Linked DNA regions of Homo sapiens: region 1 is linked to region 2. The links are chromatin loops, found by intact Hi-C in ENCODE. Cell type or tissue: PC-3. All regions are shown on one strand. Links, peaks and the distances in the headings refer to the core of each region. The heading gives the core; the rest is flanking DNA.

Region 1 (16,085 bases), core at 4,073-12,072, 210 kb after region 2:
TTGTAGTGTTTTTGACATTTATTTTGTTCATAAAATAGAACTTTTATCTAAACAAATGATTCACATTTATATAATCTGGCTAATTGTAAATCATATGTATCTTATTTTTTTCAAGGTTTTACGTAATTCTCAGAAGTACAAAGATAGCTAAGAATAGTAATAGTCATCTGTGATTGATTTTTAACTATACAGTAGGTTTTATTTACATGATATACATGAAAATGCGCTGAGACTCAAGGTTGTGAAGTAGTTAATAATCTATAGGACTAGCAATGAAGTTATGAAATGATTGTCAACGTATTCTGGGAAATATATTCTATGTAACCAACACAATAGTTGATAAAACCATAACTTTAAACATTTAAAAATCGGTATAATTTGCAGGACTTGGTCCTCTTTATTGCAAAGAGCTGCATACTATCTGATTATTTCATTGTTCCCCATCTGTTTTTATCACTTGTCACCTTCCTGGCCCTCATGGACACTGGGAACTCTCTAACTAGGATGAGAATCCTGGTCTCCTACATATCACATAATCACCCTTGTCATTATACCATACCACTGCATGTGATGTGGCCTGGCCACACTCTTTCAAAAAGTAGGAAGCCTGAATGAGGAAACTACCCGCATCTCATGAAGGGCTTATGCCACTCCATTGCTATTAGAGGTATTCCTTTTTTCCTTCCAGTTCTTCATATATTCCCTCCTTTTGCTTTATGCCTTAAGACGGTATTTAATTGGTTCTTTTTAACCTGGCATTAAACAATATTTTGGATCATTTATATTGAAAAAGATCAAACTTGAAGAATTACAGATTTGCCAGGTTAGATTAGGACTGGGGAATGATCCCGAGAACAACATACCACAAGTTGCCTTTTTACAGGAGTTGCTGTATCTGACATAATTAGGAAGCTGATTAATCAGGAACTTGCTGCTTTAACTGCTATGTTGCAGCCACATTGGTCCTCCTGTTTTCTGGGGACCATAAAGCTACCCCTAAAACTATTGTATCTAGGACCACATTACTATAGTCACAATCCTCACCAGCGAAAGGAATGTCCCATGCCACTATGGAGCTTCTCTGAAGGGGAGCAGCTGAAGATTGGGAATATTTTCTGCCCCATAAATTCCTTCCAAATATCCTGCTGTATGTTTGCTTAGTGAAAGCTGAATCACAAGCCAAATTTCAAGCTACAGAGAATTCTAGGTAATGTATTCTTTGGACTTCTGACCTTTAGATTCCCAGTAGATTATTAAGCACATTGAGTTGGGGAAGGACTTCTGTAAGCCATGCTACAGAAGAGTCAGAAAAGACTGAGGGATTTAGTCAGCCATATCTACCACAAAAGACTTGAGGCCATGGATAATACATACATAAAAAGTTTGCTGACTTTTTTTTCCTTGAACATTCCAAGATTATTTCAAGATGATATTCTTTTATCTTTCTAATCATCAGTATAATTTTGAGGGTCAGAACTCTGTAAATGTCACATTGCAGAACCCAATATAAAACTGGCTCAAGCAAAAAGATACTAAGCATTCAATCTAGCTTCAAACATAAAAAGATATTGGTTTTCTGTTTAAAGGAAAACTGTTTATCTTTGTTTATTAGTTCTTTTCTGTGTTTTGCTCTATTCTCAGCTTGTTGTTTCATACTTGATGAACAGTCCCCCGAAGCTCCAGCTTGGTTAAACCAGTACAAAAAGAGATTCTTCCTTTCTGAAAGATATAGTAAAATATTTAGTACTAATGCTATTTGCATTTGGTGGACTCAATTTAAGTCACCTGCCCATCACTGAAACAATGTTTGTGGCCAGATGAATGTGATTCTCACGTCCACTCATAGAGTGACTAGGTAGGGTCCACCTACCTGAAAAGAATTGCTGACCAAGAGAAAGGAGTAATTCTTTTTTTTTTTTTTTTTTTTTTTTTTTTTTTTAACAGAGTCTTGCTCTGTTGCCCAGGCTGGAGTGCAGTGGTGTGATCTCGTCTTATTGCAACCTCCACCTCCCGGGTTCAAGTGATTCTCCTGCCTCAGCCTCCTGAGTAGCTGGAATTACAGGAGTGCACCACCACACCTGGATAGTTTTTGTATTTTTACTAGAGACGGGGTTTCACTATGTTGGTCAGGCTTGTCTCGAACTCCTGACCTCGTGATCCGCCCCCCTCGGCCTCCCAAAGTACTGGGATTACAGGCATGAGCCACCGTGCCTGGCCAGGAAAGGAGTAATTCTTCACAGGGAAATCATAGTGGTAGTATGAGAAGGTAATTTGCTGAAGAGTAAAAAAATAATAGTTATCCATATATCACTTCATTGTAATTCATTATAGATCTATCTATTTACTATTTGTTATGTCTTCCATCCCTTGGAGAAACATATTTATCCATTTAGATTGAATTGTGTAAAGCTACCAGTCTAAAGAATGTTGCATAGATGTAGATTAATGTTACAATGTGGGTTAATTTTTTTAAAGTTTTATAGTTCTATATAATTTATAAGTAAGTTCCTTTTATTCCTTAAAAATGACAAATATATGACCAATTTCAGGCAGTCAGATATTGATTCAAAGTGTTAAGATAAATATTTTCAATGCAGCATTTTTTCTACTATGTAGGACATATTGTTGATCATATGTCTTTGCTTGTAATAAAATAATTCAAAACATTTTCACACCCCTTAATCCTAAGTGGCAAATACACTGTACTGAATTATACTTTCTCAAGAAGTTAATTCATTAAAAGTTATTTTACCCTCTGTTTCAAATGAATGCTGGTCAGTTTCTTACTCATGGGAAATTATGAAAAACATAAATTGAAGAAAGACTTGTAAATCTTGACTCTAAGACCATAAAAAAGTCCAAAAGTAAAGAAATACACTTTTGTCCATTTTTTCAAATAAATATTGTGTTTAATATTCTCTGCTGCATATTTTCAGAAAATAGCCCTTCTAAAGAAGTATTAGACTATTCTTCAGCTGGTTCAATCCTTAATAATGGAGAGTGAATATAAAAATTCCCTGACATTTAGCCTGAAGTTAAGCAAGTCTATTTCTATTATCTACTATATTCTGGGTAAGCAATATTTAGGTACCCTTCAGGCATTTTCAAGGCTCACTTTGTAAACTTATGAAAACACCAGTGTGTAAAGAAATCTAAATCTGAAGCTTCAGTTAACATGTTATTGAAAAATAAATTCACCTATCTACCTATAACTTGTTAGCATGATTAAACAAATAAGACTAGTCAAAGAAATATTCAGAAAAGAACTAACGTTGAAGCTTGCTTTGGGCTGAATAGTCATTTCCAAAACCAACTTCTGTCTAAAGACATCTCCACAATTTAAATTAGAGAAACTGCCACACAAGAACTTAAGCCTTGACACTTTTGCAGCTGTGTTTTTGTGAAGAAAGTTCCATAGTTCACAATAGTTTTCATCAGCTATAAAGGGACAGTTTTTAAGAATTTTTGAGTAAATCAAATTGAATATATGCAAGGGATGTATTTACAGACATTTCCCTCACTTAGGAAATGAAGCAAGTATTACATTTGAGACTTGTAATTGCGCCCTGTTGTTTTTGTTTTAATAACAAATCCTCTAATATTTTGATGGCATCTAATCATTGCAGCTGCCCTAAGATGAGGCTGCCCTAGAAACACTTTGTGTCTAGTAGCCATTCATCCTCTCGGCTGGAATTGAGATGGTAGAGGAGTGAAACATGTTTTGAGATGGTAGAAAGGTTGCACTTAGTGACCAGGGCCTCTTTAGAGAAAGGGAACTCAAATGTTAGTCTTGTTACTTAGTCCTTAGGAGATGTGTGGTATAAGGTGCCTACCATTCTGTTGGCAGAGTGATTAGATATTTTTCTCTGGTGACTTTCCTAATAATTGTTCTTTGCTTCCTCTCTCAAGCTAATACTGTGTCTTGTGACATTCAGGCATCACTTGTCTTCCTACCATCTCTGCTATCTTCTGGAATTCCATCCCTAAAAGCTCAAGGAAACTAACCTATCATGTATTACATCTTTTCAGAGCTATTACTAATAATTGAAGGACCTGTGCTCTTGAACATCTAAACAACAGAAAAATTTCTAAACCGCATGTTACCTAGTGCTGAATGCATTTTCATATTCAAGGTATATAAATGTTCTATAATTTTCTGTAGCTCCATCAGATACTTATCAGTAGAATCATGAACTGCCAAAGACATGACTTTCTATTTCCTACACATGTCAAGTACAGAGTCTCTTCCAGAGAATCACAGTTCAAATTAATTAGGGAATTTAATATTGGCTGTGGTATGCTTCCCTATCTATGTTGTGTAACCCAAATAAATGACTCTAAGAAGAAAACTTCAGGCAATGATAAAAAGAAATCCCAAGTAAAGGCTATTTGAAATTATATTAAATGAGGTGAATGAATAGATGTAATATAAAAACAGGCTTCACGCAGTGCCTTAAACATAAAATATGCTCTGTGAAATTTTTATTATTATTGCTTATACTTATTATTTAATTGTCATACTCCTGCAATAGCCCCAAGCAATGGTTGGACCCATATCTTACTATGTTTTATGTGCATATTAAGTTATCAAATACAAATTAGCCTCCATGAGATTATCCACTTAAATTCCAGTTGCCTTGAAAATTTTAGTCCAATCACAACACAGCTAAGATAAAAATTTTCTTTTCAGAATCAATCAATTGACACTGATTGGAATGAGTTTTAAACACCTGAAAAACACTGACTGATTCTCAAAGTAAATTATCTGATGTAATTATCTAAGTAAGCAGACACTTTAGGTTCCTAAACCTTCATTATATTATTAAATGTCCACAGTTCTATATAACCTTGTTTCATTATTTAATTCCTCTTTGAATTGAAGTTCTTAATTATATCAAACAAAAATACTCTGGCAATTTTAGTACCATTTTCTTGATAAGCTCTCTGTAATGAGAAAAGAAACTTCAGCAGCATAATAAAAATGACCTAGATTGAAGAAAATCACTGTCATCTATTTCAGCTGATAACCTTACCTCTGACTTAGGAGTCATTTTTCCTCACCTTGGTGGTGAGTGACTTTAAAAGGGTCTCTAATCCTGTTCTTTCTTCTCTCCCCATCCTCCCTGCAAAAGCCCTTTTGTAGGGGAGGAATCAGTATAAAAAGAGTTCTGGAGAATGCTAAGGATTTTCAGACACTGACTGCCTGACTTGAGTTCTAACAATCAAACTTGAATCTACAAAGAACAATGTGGTGGCCAGAAGGGAGGTACAGCAGCAGTGAGGTGAACATACCCCAGGGCAATATTGGAATTCTCTGAATGAATTTCATATTATATGAATGTCTTATTCACTTTGTACAAGATGTTTTATACAATTATAACAAGAAAATAGACATAGGGGAGAAAAACAGTTACAATTTCCTATGCTTGATCACAAAATCAGGTGAAAACACTCCTGGAAAACTAGGGGAGCCTGGTGCAGTGGCTCACACCTGTAATCCCAGCACTGAGTGATTACTTGAGGCCAGGAGCACGAGACCAGCCTGGCCAACATGGTGAAACCTCATCTCTACTAAAAATACAGAAATTAGCAAGGTGTGGTAGCAGATGCCCGTAATCCCATCTACTAGGGAGGCAGAGGTTGCAATGAGCCGAGATTGTGCCACTGCACTCCAGCCTGGGTGACAGAGCGAAACTCTGTGTCCCCCCCCACACCCCCTCCCCAACCCACACAAAGACAACCAAGGAAAAGAGCAACAGAGCACATGAGTGTTCAGTATTAAATGCCTACATATGTCAGGCAAGGAGAAACAACACTGACTGCTATTTGATAATGTTTATACAAGTCAATGTCTTGTGAAACAAAGAATTGTGTTCTTTTTAAACTTTTTGAATAAGTGTTTGCTTATTTTTTTTTAAATAAGGGGTTTTGTCAGGACTCAAACTTTTTATAATCATGCAAAGCAGAATTTCTGGAAAATAGGAGACTTGGGATTACATTTAGAGTAACTAAGTAGGTGGAAATTTAAACTCTTGTAATCTGAGTTGTGCATCTTAATTTTGAAGAAATTATAAATAAATAGAAATACCTGTTGTATATGAGAGCAACGATGAGACTGAAAGAAATATGTTTCTAGGGTTTTTATTTGGCTATTAATAAAGACCTATTTATGCTGATTCATTGAAAGATGTCGGATTTTATTATATCAATGGCAACTTCAAACTGCTTCTAGTGAGAAAGAACAATATTGAAATAGCTCCTGGAGAACAAGGTATGTGGTGAGCACCTAGTGTCTTATTTGAGGTATGGTGAAGAGGAAATTCAATTATAGAAAATTCACTATTTCCATTGGGTGTTTTGTCATTCAACTTGTATCCTGGGGAGATGATTTGGACACAGAGTGCAAGTTGAGTTAAAGTAAAACAATTAACTCTCAGTTATGCCAGAGTCGATCATTCCATTTATGTACCATTATCCAGGCCCTTTCATTAGCCTCCTTCTTCCTCTGGCTTTCTTTCATGTTTGTTTAATTTTTTCATTACTATCGTCACAAGATAGAAATGTGAACTATGTAATGAAAAGAAAAATATATCAGGCAATTTACCTCTTTGATGTCAGATATGGCAAAACAACTCAAAACAGAGGAGTCATCAAAAGACTTATTTATACTTCAGAAAGTATCCACAAGACTTTTTTTCTCTTTTTCCGTAACACATGCACATGCACACACAGACACACACAAACACACACACACAGACACCCACACACGGGGGTGGTGGAAGGCATAGAAAATGGAAAGAAAAAGAAAGAAAGAAATTTCACCCTTTCTATTACTACCTATACAGACTTTCATCTCTAAGATGTGGATTTGTGGCTTCATTCCTTACTATTTCTTACTGAATGTTCTTGCCCTGCTAAGCTTCCTTACAAACTGCATTTTTATTCAAGTCTTAGAGTGACTCACAAACATCTACTCAATAAAATCAGAATCCTTTACATGGATTTTAATGCCTTTCATATTTCATGGGCACCCATCTTCTCCATTCTCATTTGAAATAATTCCCTGAAAATCCCACAGATTATCAGACCAGAGTCACTTTACAATATGATAAACATCCACTTTCTCACCTTTGTTTATGTTGATCCAGGTCATACCAGGTTATGATGCGTTCCCTCCATCTCTTTATTCTTTCAAACTCCGCCTGTTATTTAAATTCAAATCAAAATCTCTTGGGTTTCTAGGAATCAGACTTTGAGATTAAGATGTATAAGGAAGAAGTTTACCGGGGCTTGCTCTCAGAGGCAACCCCATGAGGAAATAAGTGAAGCAGTATTGGACAAATTAAGGAGTTAATAATGATGGCTTCATCTGGTCTCATGAGGAGCATTGAAACCGGGGTGGTCTTTTAGAGATGTCTGGATTAGACGCAAGGGTGTCGATTCCTTACACCCACATTACTCACCAGATGCAGACTGAGTTGAGGGCAAACAAGTTTCTCTTGGAGGCCGCTCCCTTAGGTAAAGGGTAATAACAGGAGATGAACTCAGCTGTGAGCTGTTAGTGGCAAACATTCCTGGCAGCTGGGGAAACGCACGCCCTTGCCCTGAGGGTAGACCCAGGCAGAGTAACACAGCATTCACTGTCATCTGCTTGCATCTCTTTAAAACCTTGAGAGTTCCTAAAAATTCAACGGATGTTTTTGTACTTAATTTATTTCTTGTATGTGTCTCAACCACAGAATCTCAAACTGCTAAAGAAACATTTCCTTAGCATCCAGTAGCCATACTGAATCCGGAAGCGTGCTCTAAATATTAGTATAAACAAATTAGATTTTCCTCTCAAACATGAAGCAGGGGGCCGGGCGCGGTGGTTCACGCCTGTAATCCCAGCACTTTGGAAGGCCGAGAGGGGCGGATCACGAGGTCAAGAGATTGAGACCATCCTGGCTAACACAGTGAAACCCCGTCTCTACTAAAAATACAAAAAATTAGCCGGGCGTGGTGGCAGGTGCCTGTAGTCCCAGCTACTCAGGAGGCTGAGGCAGGAGAATGGCGTGAACCCGGGAGGCGGAGCTTGCAGTGATCCGAGATGGTGCCACTGCATCCCAGCCTGGGAGACAGAGCGAGACTCCGTCTCAAAACAAACAAACAAAGAAACAAACAAACAAACCAAAAAACCCATGAAGCAGGGGTATGTTATTAATTTAAGGGAATATACTTATCAAAAAGGGAATGTATTTATGAAAATATACAATGTATCAGGCATACCCATGCACTGCACTCTGAGCTCTTAAGTATAGGAAATCAGTAGGGCTGAGGTATTTGTAGAAATTGCAGTTTAATACATCAAAATGAAGACATTTGCTCCTGCCATAAACATTTCTCGCATTTTATTTGAAAAGTAAAAAAAAAATACTAACAATTGGGACTAGTGACATTGTTCCTACTGCAATTTCATCTATAAAAAATGACTTTATAGTGATGAATCTGCAAAGAGCACTATTGTTGGATATTATATAGATAATGCTTCTATGTTTAGTGTTGAGATGGCTGGATTTCAAGTGAAAACTATATCAATGTTACATTAAAAATGAAGGTATTAAAGAGGTGTAGTTAGAAAAAGGGCAGACAAATCTTAAAAAGTGGGGTTCTATTTGAAAAATATAGAAAAAACTGCTTTAACTCAATAAAATTGAATATTTAATTATAACTTATTTATACAAAGAGTTCAAAATTGTTGAGCTATATTTGTTCCTATCTTATTTTAACCCAGAATAACTAACAACTAAACTTTACCTTTGCTAGATATCATTTAAAATAAAGAATTTTGTACTTTGTCAAATGAAAAGTTGGGAAAATATTTCACCTGTGCATCAATTTTATGTGAAGTCCAATTTTACATATAAACTCAGAGTTTGAGAGGGGAAAAAATGAAATGCTTTTATTGATTTAAATAATCAATCAAGGATCATTGAAAAAAGTGTGTTTATAATATTTTTTCCTACTCATTAATGCAAGATAAAATACATTTTTGTTTTGCATTTGAAAAGACCATGATTTATCTTAAGGGATTTGTAAAAAAAAATATTTTAACCTTTTGAAAGCTGTTCTTTTTGGAATATTTTACAGCCTTGTTTTTTTTTTTGTGAAAAATTGACTCACTTTCAAATACCCACTAAGATTTGTTAGTCATTAAAAATATTCAGCTATTATATAGTCATTCATGACAATGTCACAAATGTTTGAGTTATTTTCATTGAAGACTCATTATATGTCTTTATTTTTCTTTCTCTTTGACATGAACAACCATCAAAGATGAAAATCATTTCTATGATGGACAAAGACATTTCATATTGACTTTGGGTTTCCCAGAGAATAAAGAGGATAATGAAAAATAAAAAGGAGTGAATAAAGAATGTAATGCTTTGTAATATTGATCTATTTTTAAAGAATCTGTAACTGAAATTCACTTCTGAATGACACCATGCAACATCATATCTAATGCTTCACCAGAAAGACAGTTTTTACTTTCACAAAAGTTTTATCAATTACATGTTTGAAAAATGCCAGGTGGGTGAGAGCTTAGTTGGCCTAAACCATCTTAAATCTTTGCAGGTCTATTAGGTCATTGATTTGGTTCTTTGGACATTTAATGAATATAATATGAATTGTTCGTTTTCTGTCATACGAGGAAAATATTTCAGACAAGATACTTTTATGATAGAGTAGCATATTATTATTATTATTATTTGCAACTCAGAGAGAAGTCTGCTTACTTTAATCCCACTAACTTGATTCAAGTCCTATCATCAGTGTGACCATTTAAATAAACAATAAGCTGAGGTAAAATAAAATAAAACATAACAAAACAAAAAAAGTGATCTCCCAAAGTAGGCCTTCTTCTGCAGGAAGTAAATGACAATTTATGGCATATTTCAATATGTGAAAAAAATGATTTTTTCACAAATTTCATTAGCACACCATTGATTGCTCATTTTTCAGCTCTCAAAATAATTTAACATAGTCTCTTTCATGCAGAGGATAACATATTCATATTATTTGATTTTTGATGAAACCAAATGACCCTTTAAATTTGCAATAGAGTTCTTTAATTTTGTATGAGTTTCTTTACTGCTGTTCATTTAATTTTCTGTTTCCATTAACCATCTGCAAGCATTTGACTCTATGACAATTATTCAGCTGTGGTACATCATGACTGACATATTTTATAAATGAAAAAAGAAAGAAAGAAAAGAAAATGGAGGAGGGTTAGAGATCACAAGAGAAAGGAGGAGAAGGCAATCGAACACAAATGTCATGGTTTGGAATCATGTATTTTCCATTCAGCTGAAACATCTGAGTGGTAATTATTGGTCCAACTGTAAATCTAGCCTAATTGCATTTTGTCTTCATTTCTGACAAGCACTTCACGATGATGATGATTACTCTTGCTAAATGCATTCGTTCCATGAATGTTTTCCCACACTGATGGCCAGGGGGCCTTGTAGATAAAAAGACTGCAGACAAAATAGCTCAATTCTGCTACAACTAAATCAGTATTGATTTCTTTTCCCAACTAAGAGAAGGACCCACTGTATATGCCTTTTGTTTTTCTGCCTACCTACCACATAGGGGGGTTTGGTCAGTAGATATTAGAATGTGCTTTAATTGACTGACATAACTGAGAGGCCAATCCTGGGCAATTAGCACTGATTAACTGTGTCGCTTGTCTGACAAACAGAGCACATTACATCTTGCCCATTTTCTTAAAGGCCTGTATTGAAAAGAATCCCACTGTTTGATTTAATTTTTCTTTGTACCATGGAAACCTTTTGCCATGTTGATTTAAATGTAATTTTTGCCTCTTTATGCTTTTTTCCCTTCTTATTATTGAATACCCAGTGAGCCTTTTCAATGATGGCACGGGGACAGGCTGTTAGCGTCTTTTCATAAATCTCTGTATTTCACAGTGGGGCAATTAAACTAAACATTTAGATTTGTGCTACAAATTTAAATGTGCAAGTGGAAGCAAATGGCTATGGAATTGAAGGGCATTATATTGCTTCATCATTGCAGTTCAGCTTTTCAGACTCAGTGAATGTTCTGACAAAGAAATTCTAGAAAAATTGTAGTTCTGGAATTTTTCTGAAAAAATCTTTGTAATGTAGCATCAGATAAAATCTGCACAGACTAAATAATCACACTTAACTATTCATTTGGATGATTTAGACATTTCATCTAAGTTCTTGAAACATTTATGAGCAATACTTGAATCCACCTTTGACAATGGGGCAAGGGAGAAAGGCTGTCATCAAGCTTCTGAACACAGTCAGTCTCTGAACAATGCATATTATAACCCAAGGCAAAACACCTGCAGATGGTGGATAATAGTAAAAGAGGTAAAAGGCTAGCACAGAAAGAGAAGGTATGAAGACTGCAGTTATATAGCAAAAAAGGCTTAAGTTAAATGAATTTGGTTCTTAACGTGTGATATAATGCTTGGAACGTTCAGAAATAAATAGATTCTGTTGTAATAGAATCCTCACAGAAAGCATTAGTGGACAGTTATTATTTGCTTCCCCAGCACCCATTTCTCTTTCTTCCTGGGAGGGGCCCTGATTTTCACTGGAAGTTCCATTCTTCTCCCATTCTCAGTCTATGTGGCTTGAAACTGAGTCTCCACCCCAGCAAAAAATATGCAGCATCTATTCAGTTCATACAGTGTGGTAGGTACACTGTAGATCAGGCTAAACCCATTCTGGAATAACATTTCCTGGCCACCTGAGTCATTCAGATGTGAACAAAATCTAAAGCAATCTGATCAAAGTAACTTTCAAGGCTTTTTCAAACTGCCTCGAGTAAAAACTTCCACTCCACTGGACTTTAACAATGGATTATCTAGGTATCCACACATCTTGCTATTATGCCCAGCTGCAGAATGAAGTCAACACATTGAAAGAAGTAGAAAGAAACCAGGAGTCAGTGCCATCATTTGGGCAACAAGGTCAATATATACCCTTGTTGCTTAAGCCAGTTGCCATTGATTTTTCTGTCAAAAAATACTTAAATATAGAAGCTAAAACTATTTGAACAAGATTATAGAGCAGAATGAAAAGCAAAAATACATAGGAAAGAAAATGTTTGAACTTCAGTTTAGAGAAAACACAACTTATCATATTCTACTGCCCCTTCAAACTTTAATCATTGAGTATGAAGTTCTCTAACCCAGATGAAAATTCTAACAAGCTCTTGGTTTTTCTTTGCATTATGTAACATAAAGAGTTCCCAAATCACTTTTAGTTCCAAACACAGTCTTGAATTTTAAAAAAGTTCTCATTACAAAGAAATGATAAATGTTTAAGATGATTGATATGCTAATTACCCTGATTTGACTGTTATACGTGTATGAAAACATCACACTCTAACCCATAAATATGTACAATTGTTACGTGGCAATTAAAAATAAAATAAAACAACAACAAAAAAGATTGTCTAGTCCCCCAGAAAAATAAAAACTCTAAGTTGGCCTTTGTATTTGGTCTTTTTAATGGTTTTAGAATGGAAGGCTGCAAAAGCAAAAATATAATTATTTATAAATTTTTCTCCATCTCGCTTTTTGTGTATTTCCATCTGTAAGTGTAGCTTCAGAATTGAGTGCTTAGAGGCAATGAAATGTAAGATGTTCTTTGAGGAAGTCAAGGAGAAAAAAACTAATATATTTCATTGCTACTGATAAGAGAGACATAGATATGATGGAGAGGCATTTGCATGGAGACAGTGGCTCCAGAATCAGATTGATTATTAGCATCTCTACTTGTCATTAGCTAGGACATTAGGCTAAGTAGCTCAACTTTTGTCTTTGCAGTTAAGATTAAAGCTTACCTTTTAAGATTACTGTAAGAAATACAAAACCAATGTGTACTACATGCTTACCACACTTTATGAACTGAGTAAAATGTTTCAGTTATTTGAGAAGACTTATCAATAGGATGTTAGGAGAGGAAAATCATACCCCTTTCTAGAGTAAAAGCAGAGTAAAAACATAAACAATAGTTCATTTGAAGTGTTATAATCCCCCATGATGTGAAAAATACAAAAATATATTAAAAAGAGATAAAAATCCATTTTATAGACTTATTCTCAGTAATTATCTATCCATATATATATATATATATATCAGTAATTATCTATCCTGTTAAATCAGGAGTTATTTCTGAGATAAGAAAACATTAACTCCAGTTGAACTAAGAGCTTGTAAGCACTCTGTGAGCTCATAACAGTGTAGGTATCCCTAGAAGCACTTGAAATGCACATTGCAAATACTATCAATAACTAACTGCTTAATATAAAATGCTGGCCAAATAACCTTCACAAGCAAATGTGGTGAACAACAGAGATGATATTAGAGATAATATTTTACAAAACACAACAACTTAAAATTTATCTCAGAAATTTTTTTTTCCTCACGTAGTTATGCTAATACAGGGTTACATGTTTTTCTCCAACATTTTAGGTATCACATCAATGTACTCTGTAAATCCTATTGCCATATGAGTTATGAAACATTTCCTTTTCAACTCTGGGTTTCAAGTTAAGGTGCCATAGTTAAACATGCTTTTACCTGTGAGCAAAATATCAATAGATTGGGCCTGTTTGAGAGCTAAAAAGTATAATTGATTTATTAAAATTATGTCTATGTCTAAATGAAGAGAATATTTCCCCCTCAGATGGTAATTTACAAGACATTTGTATATGACATATTCTTCACAACATAATTGGAATTTTTTTGAAGAATGATTTTTTTTTTTTACTTAAATCAAGGATATAATGGGAAGGTTACTATGATAAGAACAATGAATAAAGCCAGGGTTGTTCTATAGGTAGGGGATGTGGATTATACCGAGTGTTACAGTCTGTATTAGTTGCATATGGCCACATAACAATCACCAAAACCTAAATAATGTAAAACAACATACATGTATTATCACAGTTTCAATGGGCATGAATCTGGGCATGAATTAATTGAGTGGTCATCACGAGGTCTTGCAAGGATGCAATCAACGTGGTTGCTATGCGACATTACTTTCTGGTGCTCAGGATCCTCTTCAAAGCTCAAATAGTTGTTAGCATAATTCAGTTTCTTGTGGCTAAGTGTTGGGTTTCATTTTCTTGCTAGTTATTAGCTGCGGACTACTCTCAGATCCCACGGTGCCCCCTCAGGTCCTTGGCATTTGGCCCCCTCCATCAACACGTTCACATTGCAGATTACATTTTCAAGGTCAGCAGGAGAACACATCTGACCTCCATGAGGGTCCCAATCCATTTAAAGGGCTCACCTGATTAAGTCAAGCCCTCCCAGGAAAACCTTTTTTTAAAAAAATAAATTAAATGAAAGACAATTGATTAGAGCCTTAATTTACATCTGTAAAACTCCTCTTGTCATATAACGCAATAATCACTATTGCTTTTGAAATCAGCTACAGGTAACGGAATAATCAGTATTCAAGATTATATCTGAGGACTATTTAAAAATACAACTTATTTTATCTTCCCTTGTGAAAAATATTTTGAACTTTTCACTCCACATTAGAATATATCCTCTAAGATAAGTCTTATGCATGTGTTTCTGAATCCACAGTTGAAAGTCGACTGAGAGAAGCTGCAAGTGCTACAAATCTGCTGTAAAGATGAAGCTGATCCCCATCGTATTACTGTCTACAGCATGTTCACTTTGTAATGCATGAATATTTTCCTATATTTACTATTCAAATTTTAGTAAACATTTAGTATTGGCAACATATTATGTGCTAAATACTAGTTTTTAAAATGAGAATTATTATGTTTTCTTAAAAACATCTTTTGAATATTTTTAGGATGTAATTTTCATGAGGGGCAAAAATGGGTGGTATAGCATGGTAATTGTTATCCTCCACAGGTTCAGCAAAATCTATAAAGATCCTAATCTATCCTAGTACATAACTATGGATCAAGTATTTGTAATTTTTTTCTAAACCAAAACTGCATGTTATTTAACCCATACTTGGAATAACAGATTCTATTTTGTTAAACTGTAAGCTAAAGTATTATTTGTTTCAATAGTAAACAAAAGGATTATTTTATGTTATAGAAATTTTATCTTTTTTTAGATGTCAAACATCACATTGATAAAATTATACTGAAATTTGGATAACATATTTTGTTTGCTGTATTATATAACCACAAAGATTTAAAAACTTGATCAAATCTAAGTTTAAGATAATGTAATACGGATTAAGTATGCACTTTAGAGATAGTATAGGTTTTGAATATTGCTCTCACCCTTTACTAGCTGTGATTTTGAGCAACTACTCACACATAATCTGTACATTGTCACTGAGCTTGTACACATAAAGCATTTAGTACAGTGTCTATTTTAAAATTTTATCAGTAAATATTAACTATTAATATTTTATCATCATCATCGTCATATTTCTTATCAAGACAAAATTATAATATTTATGAGAAGAAAGCATCTATCAGCAATGACTTGAGCTTATACTTTTATAATTAAAATTTTCATCATAAAATTTTACAAAGACAACTTGAACCCGGACAAACTTGTCAAAAGTTGTGTTGAAGAATAAATGATTAAAGTTCAGTTGTAAATATTCATCAGCAATAGTGAACACATAGGTTTGAGATTTCATATTCATTGAAATTGCTTTGAGTTCAACTTTGCTAAAGAATTTAATTTTTTTCACAGTTGAAACCATTGCTATTTTTTCTATCAAAAGCTATATTATAAACAAATTCTTAAAAAGAGGCAACATTCTGATATTCTAAAATCCAAAATACGTAGATGATAAGTAATATTAAATAAAGCAACTAAATATCTTGCCCTTGGAACTCAGAGGTTTCCCTTTAAATTTAACTTAAGAAGAACATAGTGGACACCCAATATGTATTTACTGAATTAAAAAAAAAACAAATATTTCTATTAATAAATAAAAGACCTTTTCGTTGTTAATAAGCAAAATGCATTTTGAAGCTCACTTTCCGTTTGTGTATGTGTGTGTACATGTGTTTGTATATGAGTGAAAGGATTG
Region 2 (16,085 bases), core at 3,337-11,336:
ATTACAAGTTTTCTAAAGTAAAATCTCTAAGAAAAGGGAAGTCAGGCCAGGCTTGGTGGCTCACGCCTGTAATCCCAGTACTTTGGGAGGTCAAGGCAGGTGGATCATCTGAGGTCAGGAGTTCGAGACCAGACTGGTCAACATGGTGAAACCCCATCTCTACTAAAAATACAAAAAATTAGCTGGGCATGGTGTCAGGTGCCTGTAGTCCCAGCTACTAGGGAGTCTGAGACATGAGAATCACTTGAACCTGGGAGGCAGAGGTTGCAGTGAGCCGAGGTTGCACCACTGAACTCCAGCCTGGGCAATAGAGTGAGACTCCATCTCAAAAAAGAAAAAAAAAAAAAAAAGAAAAAGAAAAAAAGAAAGAAAAGAAAAAAGAAAAGGGAAGGGAGGAATAGAGTAAAGAGAAAACTATATAAAATGTAATCAAACTGAGGGGAACATTAAGGCCATCTTGGTCAGTGAAGAGAAAATACAAATTGACTGTAAACAATTTAAACAAATGATGCAAATTACACGGATAATCTTAATTAAAGCATATGTGGTACAATCACGTTTTTGTTCATTTGTATTTCCTTTTGAGTATCTATTCATGTCTGCAAGCAGTGGAAATCAAAAAATGGCAATTTCACTTGTCACAAGAGTGGATATCAAAATGAACAATCTTTACATTGCATGGATTACACTAAAAATTTAAAGGTGCCATGAAATTTATTTGGGCACAGTACAGTGCTTCAGTTTACTATAGCCTTCTAGACTGGGCCTACAGAAGCCATTGAAAACTCTCATTATCTTCTGCTTTTTAAAGCCTGCCCTTGTGGTTTTTGATGAAAGAAAGGTACAGAAATGCATTTGTTGTGGCCCTAGTGATGTTTAGCATCACTGTAGACAACATTTTAGATAAGAATCTTCCTTATATTTTGTAGGTATAGAAAACCTTAGAGAACACTAACACAAATTTGCTCCACACACATGCAGCTTTTGGAGGAAGAAATACTATCTCACATTATAAGACATATCACAAAAATAAAGTACAAAAATGACCAGATATTGTAGGAAAAAAATAAGTATTTAAGACGACCTTACTAAAAGTGCATTGTGAGAAGGCCTCTATGATCAGTGAAATAGTCTGAAGAATGAAAACGATGTTGTTTTTCATAACTGCCCTAATATCAGACTGGTTCTCATTGTTTCTCAGAATAAAATAATTGAAGCAATTTGTCCTCAAGACAAGTACTATATAACTCTATCTATTATTGCTGTTGTGAGTGTAGTCAAAAGTGTTAAACTACAGTTTGAATGAAACTTTCCAGATGTATAAAAATTGTTGCTTCTTTTAGTAGTTGTGGAAACCTTGCTTCCCAAATTACAGTGACAAATGGCCAACTATGTACTAGTCTGTGAGCTTCTTGTGAATTGCTGATGTCATATTTCACGTTGTGCACATATTAGCTCCCATTAAACATTTAAACACTTCTTGAACACATAAATAAGGGAATGTTCTTTGTATTTGGATCTTGGCAGAGTTTCAGTTCAGAAAAGGGAAATTAATCAATAGAGGTTTAATCCCTAGGAAAAGAGGAAATTTGTAAACTAAGGCTATTTGAAAGTGTTTTGTTTTTCTCATAATTGTAGAGTTACCATGTCATTTATTGTTCATATCAGAAAACGTTTGTCCAGGACAAGTATTAAACTAGACAGGAATCCCAATCATATGTTGAAGTTTCTATTACTCTACCCATTCTACAGATGATGAAACTGAAATTTATTTAGGGGTCAGACTTGACTCTATATAAAGTATCTGACTATGAGGTAATAAATAGGCCAAAATCATTAGAGAAAATGTGTTTCCGATTTCTATTTTGATAAGCTTTGTGGGATGCGAATTTTCCAATTTCTCTTGCTCTCACTAGCAAGTCCATTTGGGGACCACACAGGATGTTGCAGTCCTGATGGGAACTTCATTTGTCATCACTAGAAGCTTCCTTTGCTTAGGGCTTTGTAAAGTTAGAAGTGAATTAATTGAAAATAACCTGGTATATTTAAAATAATTATAATTATATGAAATTTATAAGCCAGTATGTTTAAACAAAAATACATATTTTAGGGACTATAAATAAGGTGTTATAGGGTCCAACTTTTAAACTTTCATTGTTCCCCTAGTAACCTTTCTATTCCCCAGGAATAGGGAAAATTATAGCTAGTTGATTATTTTTAAGAAAATTGTTTCTTTTCTTGTTCCATCAAAATTTCTCTTCTGGTCTAGGTTTAGCCTACCATTTTCTGTGTAGCATGATGTTTGAGTTTGCTCTTGTTTATCAGGAGTTGACTTTTTGTTTTGAGGAGAATAGTTTCATATGTGAAAAATGTTCATGCTTCAAGTAAGAACATATTATTTATATTATCTATTTCTATTTTTAATTTCCCAGCAGTTATACAGATCCTCTGTCTCAAATATAGTTAACAATATCTGCTATAGAATTGTGCTGTGTTTTATAGCACTAGGAAGCTATTATTTTGTCCCCCTGTTCACCTTCCTTTCCTTGTAATGATGAGGAAAATCATGGGGAAAGCACCTTTTAAAAGAAGTCTGAGCCAAAAATGAATCATCCATTGGGCAAAAACTACAGCTGTCATGTTACTTAGTGTGTTGTACCAGTAAACCAGTAAACACACTTCTTGGCTACAGAACACCAGAGTTTTAATATTGAAACATTTTATGTCATAAATTATACAGTTGCACATTCAAAATTCCCTAGTTCAAAAATATTTGTGTTTTTTTTCCCCAAAGATGGCAGATTAGAAGCTTTTAGGATGCCTAAGCCATTTGAAAATAGCAAGATAGTGCCTAACGATCAACTCTGTGAGCTTTAATTCAAGAACGGAAATGGGAATCCACCAGAATCATGAAGGACATCCCAAACCCTGGGGAGGAGAATGTGGGCAAACAGCCCCTGCGAAGGCATCTGGCTGATAAAAGTGAGTGAAGTCATTATGTGAGAGAGTCAGAGAGCCTCCCTCATAATTCACCTTTCCATTGGGGATCTGAGCAACCCAGGACAAAAGAGAACACTGCGTTTCTCCTAAGCCACGGAGGTAACTTGGGAGGCGGCTTGGAGACCCTGAGAAGGAAAGACTCTAGGAAAAGCTGCAGGCATTTCCCCCAACCTAGGACCTAGAGCAGGATGGCATTTTTAATCCAGACACATACGCAGCCAGGCGCAAAGCCAGGCACAAAGCCATTATTTGGTGACCTGGCAGTGTGCCCATACCAGCATTGTAATCTCAGGCCAGAGATTGGAGCACTTGCTCTGGAAAGTGCCTGAGGACTAGGCGCTAGAACTGTGCTGTCCCCCATCACAGGCCTGGAGCGGAAGGAGAGCTGCTACAGCTCTGGTTTCTCCTAGATTATAAGACATGCAGCCAGGGCCAGCTTGATGACCAGTAACCGGTCTGGGTGTGTCCTTGCTGGGTGCTCCATTCTGCTCCCCGGATATCCTGGTGCAGCAGAGCCCTCTCCACTCCTCCCCTATGCAGAATTTCAGGCATTTGGAGTGCCACCTTGCCTAGATCAGCAGCCTGAGATACCCACTCTTTCTGTGCATAGATTATGGTGCATTGCAACCCTCTCTGCTCCACACCCAGGCAGATTTCTAGGCATTCAGAGCACCTGCCTGCCTGGGCCTGCAGCATGAGCTCCTATCCTTCCTGGGCATAGATCCCGCTGAAGCAGGACCCTCCCTGTTCCACATCCACACAGAACTCCAGACATTCGGAGTGCTCCCTTGCCTGGATCAGCAGCCTGAGACACCCACCGTTTCTGTGCATGGATCATGGTGCAGAGGGACCCTCTCTGTTCCACATCCAGGCACATCTCCAGGCATTTGGAGTATTCACTCACATGAACTAGCAGTCTGAGTCACCCTACCCTTCCTGTGCAGAGATCCTGTTACAGAGGGTCCCTCTCAACTTCAAGCCCAGACAAATCTCCAGGCACTTGGAGCACCTGCTCAACTGGCTCTGCAGCCTGAGCCACCTCACCCTCGCCATGCGGACACTGTGGTGCACTGAATCTTTATCCACTCCACACTTAGGCAGATCTCCAGCCAGTCAGAGCACCCACTCACTCAGATCAGCAGCCTGAACAACCCAGATTTTCCTCTACAGAGACCATGGTGAAGTGGGGCCCTTTCTACTCCACGCCCAAGCAGACCTCCAGACATTTGGAGTTTAGGCTGCACCCACTCCCCCTCACCACCCCCGTGCAGAGAACTTGAGGTAGGGTTGGGGGAGAGAGAGAGAGAGAGGATGGAGAGGGGGGAGAGAGAGAGAGAGAGAGACTATACTACAGAACCTTGAGCATAAACAGCATTTATATGAATGTGGTTACTTTCTCTTTCCTTCCCACTTGTTGAGGAATGTGTCTTTAGCCTTAACTTGTGAGTGTAGACCAATGCGTGCTTTAAACCTGAGGTTTCTGAAACTAATTACACCATCCAGGGTCTTCAATGTGCTGCTTGAGTTGAAATACAACTGCTAGGATAAATAAAAACTCAGGTATTATCTTATCTGGGCAAGTTATAGGGCAGTACGTTGCTAAGTGCCACCTGAGTAAAAGGATTTATTGACATGGAAACTACTATAATTCACTCACATTTTATTATAAGTTCAGCATGTTTTATAGTTTCCTTATACTTTCAGATAAAAAAATCTCTTTTTGAAGTTACTGTAAAACACATGGAAGAACACTGAGTTTGACAGGTAACCTCTAATAAAAACAACAAAAAAAGCAAAAACAAACAAACAAACAAAAAACACTTTTAGAATATATAAAGGATAAAATGCAAAAGTATTTTATAAAATTTTGTGGAAAAGGACATTCACTAGAAGACACATGCATTTGGCTCTCTAAAAATTCAAAACATGAGACAAAGGACAAAGCCAGGGAGTCTATTTGATGCTTCCTATCTCTATAGAAACTGTATTATTGATACCCACCCCTTTTCTATTTCTATGGTTACAGAACACAGAAGACCCTTAAAAAGCAAAAGGATAAAGAGATACATCTCTTAAGTGTCCATGGTGGTGAGTGGAGACTGATGATAATAAGAATGGATGCTCACAAATTCTTGACAATTTCTTAGAGTTATGGAAAAATGTTTAAGTCAGGGCTTGAGATCAGAATACAAAGATGTCTTGTTCACAGGTGAGAACACCATTAAGCTAAACTGAATTCATAAGATGAATTTAGTGTGACCCCACATGAGTTATTTTACATGCATACCTTAGTAGGTTTTCACAATTGAAGCAGAATAAAAGTTTTAAAAGTTTAATAAAAAAAAATAATGTGTTCTTTTTTATATTTATACACTGGTGTCTCATTTTTTTCATTGAATTGCTACATAGAAGAAAATAACATAATGTTTGGTACTTGGAGGAAATAAGATGGAATGAAATACATACATAGAGACTACTTTAGACGTTTAGTTGTTCTTTGTTTCTAGCTTCTCCATGTAAATTTATTCTTGAATTTTTTTTTCTCCAAAACACGAAAAGTTTAGATGGTAAAAAGAGAAGAGAAGAAAAGGAGTCAGACAATTTCAATACTTTAGTAGTGAGAGAATGAAATTACTCACAGCCAGATAGGTTCTTAGCTTTTCTTCCCCATTGATATATGCCAAACATAATACTGACAAAGAAATGAAGGACAAAGACATTTTGTGCCATCTCCTGAATTATTTCCTACAATTCCTTTAAAGTTAAAATTACTTAACATTGCAGGGGAAAATGAATCAGGAAGTCACATGGCGAATTAAATAGTATAGAGTACACTTACTGACGTACTCTGCTACTGAAAGTACCAGCTCAGTTGGAAGTGAGCAGTCATCTAAGGTCTACGTGCTCTATTCTGTGTAGTCAATAGAAATCTCATGAAAATAATAAGATTGGTTTATTCTTCTTTAAACAGAAGTGCTTTATTCTGTATGTGTGTATGTTTGTGTGTGTGTGTGTGTGATTTTTTCATGTGAACCTTCTTTGTGAAGGATTATTGATTTATGACCATATTTATAACACCTTTGTCTTAACATTTTCTCCATGAATTAACTCCTTCTTGTTTTGAAGGAATAAAAACAACTCTTGTGGAAGATTTGCCATCTTGCTTTCTTTTCCACTTATGCATACTTCAGTGGAACAGTTTTCCTGGGAGGAGACAGTGAGATTTCACACTCTTAGATCTGAGGAAATGAGGTAGCTGTGGCAATGATAATAGGACCAGGTATAGAAGGTAAATAATGTGCCTTTTAAAATTGGTGTGATGGGAATGGCAAAGCCTTCTTGAAATGCGAAAATGTCTAATTGGTGCCCGCAGAAAGTTTCACTCAATAAAACATTTTAAGTCAGGATGTGATCATTTTTATCAGTCATTGATGAAAAACGTAATTTTGAAAATAAGTACAGTTAAGAAAGCAAGAAAAAATATGCCAGCCTTTTTCTTCCTCATATGAGACACTAACATGAGAAAATTAATCAAATCACATTAATGTCTCCATGCTCAATGCAAATTCTTTATTCTTATTTTGTGCAGTTTCAGAGTTGAGTGAGATAAGATTGTACCTATGCCATAATATTTACTTCATTATTTGAGGACAAAACTAGTCAATTTTTACAGAAAAAAAATCAGTAAAACTAGCCATTTGATATAAGTCTTCAATTCAGACAAAAAGTTATGTTAGTAGTTTCTCCAGAAATAGTTCCATATATGTCTATGCCTGCATTTAAATGTTTGTGATAGCTTTAAAACCCTTCAGATATTTTATTTTATTTTTTATTATACTTTAAGTTTTAGGGTACATGTGTACAATGTGCAGGTTATTTACATATGTATACATGTGTCATGTTGGTGTGCTGCACCCAGTATCGTCATTTAACATTAGGTATATCCCCAAATTCTATCCCTCCCCCCTCCCCCTACTCCACAACAGGCCCTGATGTGTGATGTTCCCCTTCAATTTTAATTAAAATTGTGCATCCATTGTATGTATATCATTAATGAAGAAATTTTAAATTGGTTAATTCATATGATCAATCTTGCTAAAATAATCATCTACATGCTTTGTATTATACCAAAATTACAAATTTATTTATAATCTTAAAATCTGAAAAATGGGCAAGAAGAATGATATCTGAATTTTTACAGGTGAATTCCAGGACTTCTTCAAATAGGTATTCCAATAAAAACATTTGGTTTTGCCTTCCTATTCTAATATTTTTATCTAGATCTTATTTAGAAATTCATCATGAGTCACTATGACTGTGGGTATGACATTTGTGGTGTGCATGTCATTGCTTATTCAACAAATAACTTATCACTATGGCAATTTAGCCCATTATTTGTCTTTATGGTTGGCTTTCTATAAGGCAATAAAAATTTCATGTGTTATGAAATAAAAAATTCAGTGTTCAAGTAAAGGCTTTAGCCTTCATCAGATTACAAAAATCTTTCTTTCCTCTAAACGACTTTTCCATTTGTTAATTTTCAAAATTGTAAAACACGTTGCCAAACTAAGGATAGCATGGGGTGATGAAATGGAAAAAAGTGGACTTGAGTGGGGTAGTCCTGCTGTTTGAATCTGGCTTTTCCAATTCCTTACTGAGAGATTTTGGTCTCATTAGTTATGTTGCCAATTTTTGATTTGCTCATCAAACTAGAAGAAACAACATATATTTAGGAAGATTTTGTAGTAATGAGAAACAACGTCTATAAAAATATAACCAATAATCCAGAGTATGTTACATGTTCAATAACTGTTAGACCAAATATCATATACTTTTAATTTAATTAGATAAAGTTTTCCATGAATTTCCTCTCCATGTTGTAAAGGAGAGGAAAGGAAAGAAACCTAATATATATTGACCATTTACTGTACTCCAGCCACCGCGCTAAAGTTAGAACTTTGATTTCTAATTCAGGGCACTTGGGATAATTTGGACACTCAGGTTAAATAAAACACTACAGTGTTTCTGCTGAACCTACTCCTGAGCATAACTAAGTTCATGGTGTTAACAAATAGGCCATATATGCCATGTCTTTCTCTAGACATAAAATTTCCAGAACTTCAGTTGCTACCACAACAAAAATGAACAAAACTGTTTTTCTGGATGTGTCAGTCCCCTTCCTGTTAACTGGACCAAGGCTATCATTTCATGGCCGTTCGGGGATTGGGGAGAGTGGAGGGTAAGACACACCTCTCTTTATCTCTCCAGCCCCCACAAAATTTCTTCTCTAAGATTCTCTGTGTTCAAATATTTCTCGTTTTAATAATAATCTCTCTATATATACTATAATACAGATTATTTAATAATCTATATATAATAATTAGATATGTATATGTGTATCCCCAATACATAGAATTATAAATTATATATTATAGATATTACTATATGATTATGTTATATAATTATATATAAATTATATATTATATATTTTATATAGAACACATATCAATTTTATATTATATATTATTGTATAATACATAATATATAATTGTATAATACATATTATATATTGTATAATATGTATTACATATTATCGTATAACATATATATTATTGTATATAAAGTATATATTATATTACATGTTATATATTATATATTATATAGTATATTATAATTATAAATTAATACATATATTTTATATAATTACATAATTATAATTATAAATTACATATTATAATTTATATTATATAATATGTACTATATATAATAATTACATATATGTGTATATATATCATATATGTGTATATATATATATCTCCCCAACCTTAGGTATTTTTATGTGTGTTATCACCTTTAATAACTTTTGATACCTCAGACTGCCTCCTAAATTGCCCTTTTAGGAATGAAAAGAAAATATTATTATTAACCACAATGCCAGTTCTGTACAATTAATCTACTAGATTTCACAAGGCTGGAAGAACTGAAGCATATGAATTGAGTATCATCTTCTAAAATGAGAAAATAGGATGCAACTGTTTCTGGGGGCTATTACATGTAATTGAGATCGAGTTTTGTTTATCAATGCTAACAAATAGGAAGTAATAAGTATAGAATGAATAATCTTAGGCTATAACCCACAAAAAGCGAATAACTAAGAGTCATTCTTTGGATTTAAAACACTCGATTTTTGTTGGTATGTTAATGTACCTCGCTTTCATCTAATATTCTGTACAAATCTATCTGACATTAAAACCTGTTCTTTTCTGGGTTCATACAGATTACTAATTAAGAAAAGGTACTGACTGGATATATAGATATTTCTTCTCTATTTTAATCAATGTTGAATATAATTTATCAGAGAAGTAATAAAATAGTAATGTGGCCTTATGAAAGTCATGAATTCAGATTATTACCATTTTTTGATCTTAGTAGATAAATTTTTTTTGTATTATTCAAAAGATATATAAATAGCTTTTCCTGAACTCACCATTGCTGCATCTCTAGGAATTTTCCTTAAGGACTTTCTATGCCTTGTGTCACTTAATCCTTATAAATTGCCAGATTTAGCAAATAAAAGTAGTGGATGCCTAGTAACATTTGATTTTCAGATAAACAGCTTATTAATTAATTAATTTTTGACACAGGGTCTCACTCTCTCATCTAGGCTGGAGTACAGTGGCACAATCATGGCTCACTGCAGCCTCGACCTCCCAAGTTCAAGTGATTCCTCAGCCTCAGCCTCATGAGTAGCTGGGATTACAGGGGTGGCTAATTTTGTATTTTTCATAGAGACAGGGTTTCACCATGTTGTCCCAGGTTGGTCTCGGACTTCTGGGTTCAAGCGATCCACCTGCCTTCGCCTCCCAAAGTTCTGGGATTACTGGAGTGAGCCACCATGCTCAGCAACTTTTTCTTTTTTTTTTAATTACAGGTATGTCCCATGCTATTTTGGGCGTGTATACACTAATAAATACTACTTGTTTTTCTGAAATTCAAATGTAACTTGGTATCCTATATTTTATTTTGCAACCCTAAAACTACTTCATTGGCCAGCCACTGTTACTGATCATCCCCATTTTAAATAAAAGAAATTGAGGTACACAGTGATTGTCATGTGCTCAGTGTTACATGGATTTTAGTATGGATTAAAATCCAACTCGTTTTATAGTCTGGTTTCCTGGTTCATATTCCCAACCATTTCACCACTTTCTCTCTCAATATCTACTCCTATGAGTTTTAAGACTGCCTGATATTATCACTGTGGTTCCTCTCAAATCCAACCCTCCATGACCTAATTCTATTTATCAAGGTAAAAAGGGGCTTATCCTTTAAAAGCTTATTCTACTTCATCGCTCCAAAATGAATGCCATTATTTTGGCAGCATCAGTAAAATATCACTAATATAAATAAGATCTACATTTCTCTTGAAAAACTTTCCAGAGATCAATGTGGCATAACTAGCCAATCACCGTATCGGAAGAACTGATTTTTGTAAGGTATTCAGTGAACCTTGTAGCTTCTCTCCAAAGTTTACCTGCTAATTACTATCTATTTACTTGTAAAAATGCTAATCGAATATACGTGGATTTAAAAACACGGGGAAATTCCTCTTCAATTACCACAATGGTTCATTCTCTTCACTGTGGAAAGGATGCAGTCCATGACAGACAGAGTAGCCTGTGGAACTGAAAATTAAAAGGAAAAAGGACCTCCTTGTTATGTAAAAAGTAGTTTTATTCAGTAGAGTGCTGGGTAAGTGTGGCAAAATGTTTTCCACATTATCTGGGTGCAGTAAAGGATTTTCATTTATCTTGTCTACGATCACTTTAGGCAGCTCCAAGTGACATCTTTCACACCACTAATTCATTGCTATGGGTCCAAGATCCCCTTTTTATCTGTAATGGAGGCAGCATAGAGGGTGATACAGACTCTTCACCTAGAGCGGTCAATTGGGGAACTGACCAATGTCTGAGGTCCAGAAACATTACGTACTGATAGTAGAGACAATTGTCCCCATGCTAAAGACAAAACAAGAAAAATTTATAAATATTCTGGTTACAGGCTATATAAGGTGTTCAAGAGAAATCAGCAGATGCAGACTGGACAGTCTGTGGGTCTGAGTGACTGCCAGTCATCTCAGAGATACTAGTGTTAGATGATACTTTCTAGGGCAGTGGCAAGAGCCAAGGACTTGACAACTCTCTTCCCTGCCCTGGAAAACTGGCTACTCTTGCTGCCTTGGATGAAAAAGAAGACCTCACAATAGGGTACAACTAAGCTTAGAGGACAAGAAATCATGTTTAGTAATGAAAATCATTGTTCTCATCTGATTTGCTATTTTATACCTTCACTATTCTACTGGAGTGGTTTTTATATTTTTCTCTTTCCTACAGTAATATTTCAATCATGTACATATGAGACACATTGTCTAGGATCCCAAATAATAAATGTTGTTTTGATAAAATACACTGCTGGTCATGCACAACACCTAGATAACTATAATCTCTTTTTCTCCTACATTAGAAAGCATGTCTGAGTGTCTGAGTGAGAAACACTTAAAGTGATAGTCTTATAGAATTACTAATTTATTTTTTAAAGGAAAATATTTGCTAACTCATTGTTAGCATAAAAGCATTGCAATGTGATGACACAAACATCATAGTACCTTGAATAAGAGCCACTATGTATAAAAGTAGGAAGCTACCCATAAAATTATGATAGTTATCTGCTTAAAATCCTTCAAAGACTCCCTCTAAAGTCATCACAGTTCATTAGACACGCAATGCCCTTTATAATGTGGCCACAACTTATCTCTCCAGTCTTTCTTCTTTCACTTTCTCCTATGATTCCCTGGCCCCAGGAGAAGAAGAAGAAAAAAAAACAAACAAACAAAAAAACCGGCTACGTCTGAATTACATCATGTAATTTAATTTTTAGGGCCTTTGCTTGTATTTTCCTATCTGCTTGAATCACCCTTTCGCTATATTCTATGCATACTCATCTTTCAAAACTTAACCCGAATGTTACTTTCTTCATGATATTTGCATGCCTCAAAATAATTTTTTCTCAGTGCTCAAATAAAATTTCTTAGAGCTCTCCTTGAATAATAGCATTCTTTGTTGATAAATTCTTTGATATTACATAATGAAATCTCTTGTGATGGGATTAAAATGTATTTCTCATTATATCTCTAACATGATGTATGTGATTTAGAAGTTGTTTAATGAATGTTTGTTAAAATAGTAACTAAATGTCAAACAATTATGTACTAATCTCAGACTATCACCAAATACATACCACTTATAAGCAAGGAAATTCTGCAATACTTATTTCACAGTTAATAGGGACTAAAAATAATTTTGAGGATCAATAAATTAGTTAATTATGTGACTGGGGTGAAATATGGAAACAGTATACTGTTTAAAGAAAAAAGCATGGTCTTTGAACTAGACAATTAGATTTTCATCTGAATTTCTCCACTTTTGGTTGTGAAGTCAATGAGTAATTATTAGACATCTCTGAGTTTCATTTTTGTTGTCTTAAGGAGAAGAAGAAGAAGAAGAAGGAGGAGGAGGAAGGAGAATGAGGAGGAGGAGGAGGAAGAGGAGGAGGAGGAGGAGGAGGGGAAATATCGGTGAACCCAGTTGCTGGTACATAGTAGGTGATCATTAAATATGAATTCACTTTCCCTTTCCTGAGTTCTTCTGAGCTAAATGCGTAAACAGAATGACCCATGATGATGGAACATACCAGGTTAAAGCTGTCTAGAAATAGGGAAGTAAAAGGAAAATGCAGAACATGTAGAAATTAAGTTATTTATGAGGATAATAAGATAAAATATGCCAAAATAGATTTAAACCATTTTAAATACTTACTTTTGTATTCTAATGTTGCCTTTTCCTAAATCCAATTTTATAATATTCTAGTTTCAGGTGCAAAATAGAATACTAAAATTCTCTTGGCATGTTTGCAATGTTTCTTTTATTATCATACCCAGTATCCTTCTTTATTGCAGTGACTTCACGTAGAAGCCAGCCTCTTTATAGTTTCTTCTTTTGGAAACTATGTCAGCCTCTCTGAATCTCTCTGACTATCACATTCATCTTGAGCTTTCCGGTATGTTATATAAAACAATACTAGCACCTTCTGTTTGATGTAGATAAAAATGACAGGATGAAAAGCTGACTATGAGACAAACTCCTGGCTCATTTGTAAAATAATAAAACACTTTCAGCTGCCTCATAGATAAACGTTTTGAAACAAAGTATAGCTTGGGTCCATTTTATACTAATTTTGTTTATTTAGTATTTAGAGGTCTGAACAGGACTCATGATAAAAGTGACATTTTTGGTAGTTAATTCACTACCTACTTCATTGACTTCTACTTGATAGGAAAAGAATGTCTAGACAGGAAGACTTTCTTTTCATTAAGAGACTAGGAACTTGGGTTAAATATTAAGAAATAATTTATGATTCTGGCTGGTCACGGTGGCTTATGCCTGTAATCCCAGCACTTTTGGAGGCTGAGGTGGGTGGATCACTTGAGGTCAGGAGCTCAAGACCAGACTGGCCAACCCAACCTCTCCTAAAAATACAAAAATTAGCCAGGTATGGTGGAGGGTGCCTGTAATCCCAGCTACTCAGGAGGCTGAGGCAGGAGAATAGTTTAAACCTGGGAGGCAGTGAGCCTCCCAGGTTGCAGTGAGCCGAGATTGTGCCATTGCACTCCAGCCTGGGCAACAGAGCAACACTGTCTAAAAACATAAAAAGAAATAATTTATGATTCTGAAGGATTAAAAGATAAAAGATTAAGTATGATCAACAATCTAAATAGTCTATATACAACTTGACTACAGTGATTTAAGTATTCAGACAAATACTATTATCAGGAAATGATCTCAGGTTTAGGCAAATAGGTATATCTTAACTTACGGGAATTAGGAAACCCAGTAGCTGTTCTCTTGAGGGTAACCAGAAAGGCTGTTCCACATTTACCTGTACTTACCTTACAAGGCTAAACCCTTGAATTTTCTAGAAGTTCCTAGAATATGGTTCTCTATAAACAAAGAATGTCAATAACATTATAGTATCAAATATCTTTGGAAGTTTATTTTTAGCATGCTGTGCATTTATATTCCAGGAGAGGACTCTAAGGAGCATCTATAGAGGTGCTAACTGTGTGGCCTATATAGGCTACTGTGTGGCCTAACATTTATTGAAACCTCAGTTACAGAACAAGAAGGCATAGACACATTTTCCCCTAATTGTAACTGCTATGTACAACTAAAAACCCCAGAAGTAGGGGAGAAGGAAACAAAAGGGTGGTAGGCAGAATGCAAACTGATTTGGGATCCAAGCACTGCAGAAAATGGTCATCTGGGTCCGAGATTTTCCAACACTCAAACTAGAAACAGAAGGCATTCCAGGCAGGCCCATTTCTCTCTCTCAGGCAAAGTGGGAACTGTACATAAAACACCATGTTAGCCCTGGCATATTTAGCAAGGGAAATTGATTGGGAGCACCACTAACAATAAGTAGTCAGAGTGAATACTCTCTTTCCTTACTAGTCCTGTGAATTCCCTACTGGACCTAGAGATGCTGGAGAAGCTGATGGGATCACCGGGGAGGAGAGAGAAACCTCCAGGGAGATGTAGTGAATTATTATAGTTTTATGTTGCCTCAGGATCCATTTTGAATATAGGTTTAATTTTCTCATGCCAAAAGCAGGACTTAGTCACCCTTGACAGTTTCCAGGTCTCTGCCTTCTCCCAGTTCCTCAATATTGACAATCCAGATATCTACCTTATACAACCACATCCTGGTGATCAGTTTCCTATGAGACAGCTAGATCAAACTTACTTGATTTGTCTCACTCACTTCCATATCCTGTGTGGACTGTGCAGATGTGCCTCAGGGATCACCTCTCAGTCACAGTGTGTCTCCAAGGATCTCATACCTACTCGTTCAAAACCCAATTAAAATTCCCTGAGGAAAGCCTGCTTGGGTAATGCTTGGAACCCCAACAAAGGCTTCATCCAACAGACCCCTCTCTCTTTAACTTTCTCCCCACCTGCCTGTTGAGAGTGCATGTCCCAGAAAGCAGCCCCCCTTCCTGCTGGACCTGCAAGGTATGCCACCCAACTTCTCTCTGGGAACTGTCAGTAATAAAACTGCTTCTGTTATTTTATGTGTTTTGTTGTCTTGCTTCCTCTGTGTTTTATCCGACCAACACACCTGAACCTAACTTCTTTCCAAGTTAGGGCTCTGTTAGACAGTGACTATATGGGTAGAAATAAACTGGACACAGGTCAGGCAAAAGCCACGAAAGGGTCTTCCAGAATAAACAAGTTTTCTTTGAGAGGGACACCTAGTCAAAGGTTGACACTTAGGTATTAGACTGTTCTCCAGGATAGAGGTATCCCATGAAGGGCACACTCTAAACATACAAAACAATCTCCCTGAAGCCCTGTCGAGGTTATACTTTATATCCACTCTCAGGAGAGAAACCTCAAACTCAAATTAGAAATAAAAAATAGAGCAGAGGCCGGTCGCAGTTGCTCACGCCTGTAATCCCAGCACTTTGGGAGGCCGAGGCGGGAGGATCTCAAGGCCAAGAGATCGAGACCATCCTGGCTAACATGGTGAAAAACCGTCTCTACTAAAAATACAAAAAATTAGCCAGGCATGGTGGCACACACCTGTAGTCTCAGCTACTCGGGAGGCTGAGGCAGGAGAATCGCTTGAACCTGGGAAGTGGAGGTTGCAGGGAGCCGAGATTGCGCCACTGCACTCCAGCCTGAGTGACAGAGTGAGATTCTGCCTCAAAAAAAGAAAAAAAAAAAAACACAGCAGAAGATCACATCACAACAAGCAGTTGGGGAGCCACTATCCATCCCCAACAGACAAAGATTGAGCTGTCACAACAAGCATCTAACAGGGAAGTTTTTTTACACCACGGTCCAGGGACTCCTTTCCTCCTTCAGAATACACCAAGTAAGTGGCCACACAGAGGCCACCTTTCTGCCTCTGTAGACAGCATCAGCAGGGGCCAGAGGAGCACCAGTAGTACCACATGAACCAGGCAA

Evidence for each region. A loop is a pair of places that touch in the nucleus more often than their neighbours do. Peaks named below come from ENCODE experiments on the same cell type or tissue, not always from the same donor. Only the 100,000 strongest peaks of a DNase experiment are listed, where the experiment ranks them.
Region 1: it touches region 2 in a loop (6-fold over the local background); 1 of 110 quality-filtered maps calls a loop at or near these places.

What each region holds. Positions count from the first base shown.
Region 1 is chr5:104,903,534-104,919,618 of GRCh38, forward strand. No RefSeq gene overlaps it. Among named protein-coding and RNA genes, the nearest start is that of NIHCOLE, 830 kb to the left of the region's middle. In PC-3, for the core only: no CTCF peak of the experiment used is centred there; DNase peaks (open chromatin) are centred at 6,508 and 7,548; H3K4me3 peaks cover 2,524 bases; H3K27ac peaks cover 3,159 bases.
Region 2 is chr5:104,695,065-104,711,149 of GRCh38, forward strand. All of the region lies in intron 2 of LOC105379109 (a long non-coding RNA gene), which reads right to left. Among named protein-coding and RNA genes, the nearest start is that of NIHCOLE, 620 kb to the left of the region's middle. In PC-3, for the core only: no CTCF peak of the experiment used is centred there; a DNase peak (open chromatin) is centred at 7,337; H3K4me3 peaks cover 274 bases; H3K27ac peaks cover 2,004 bases.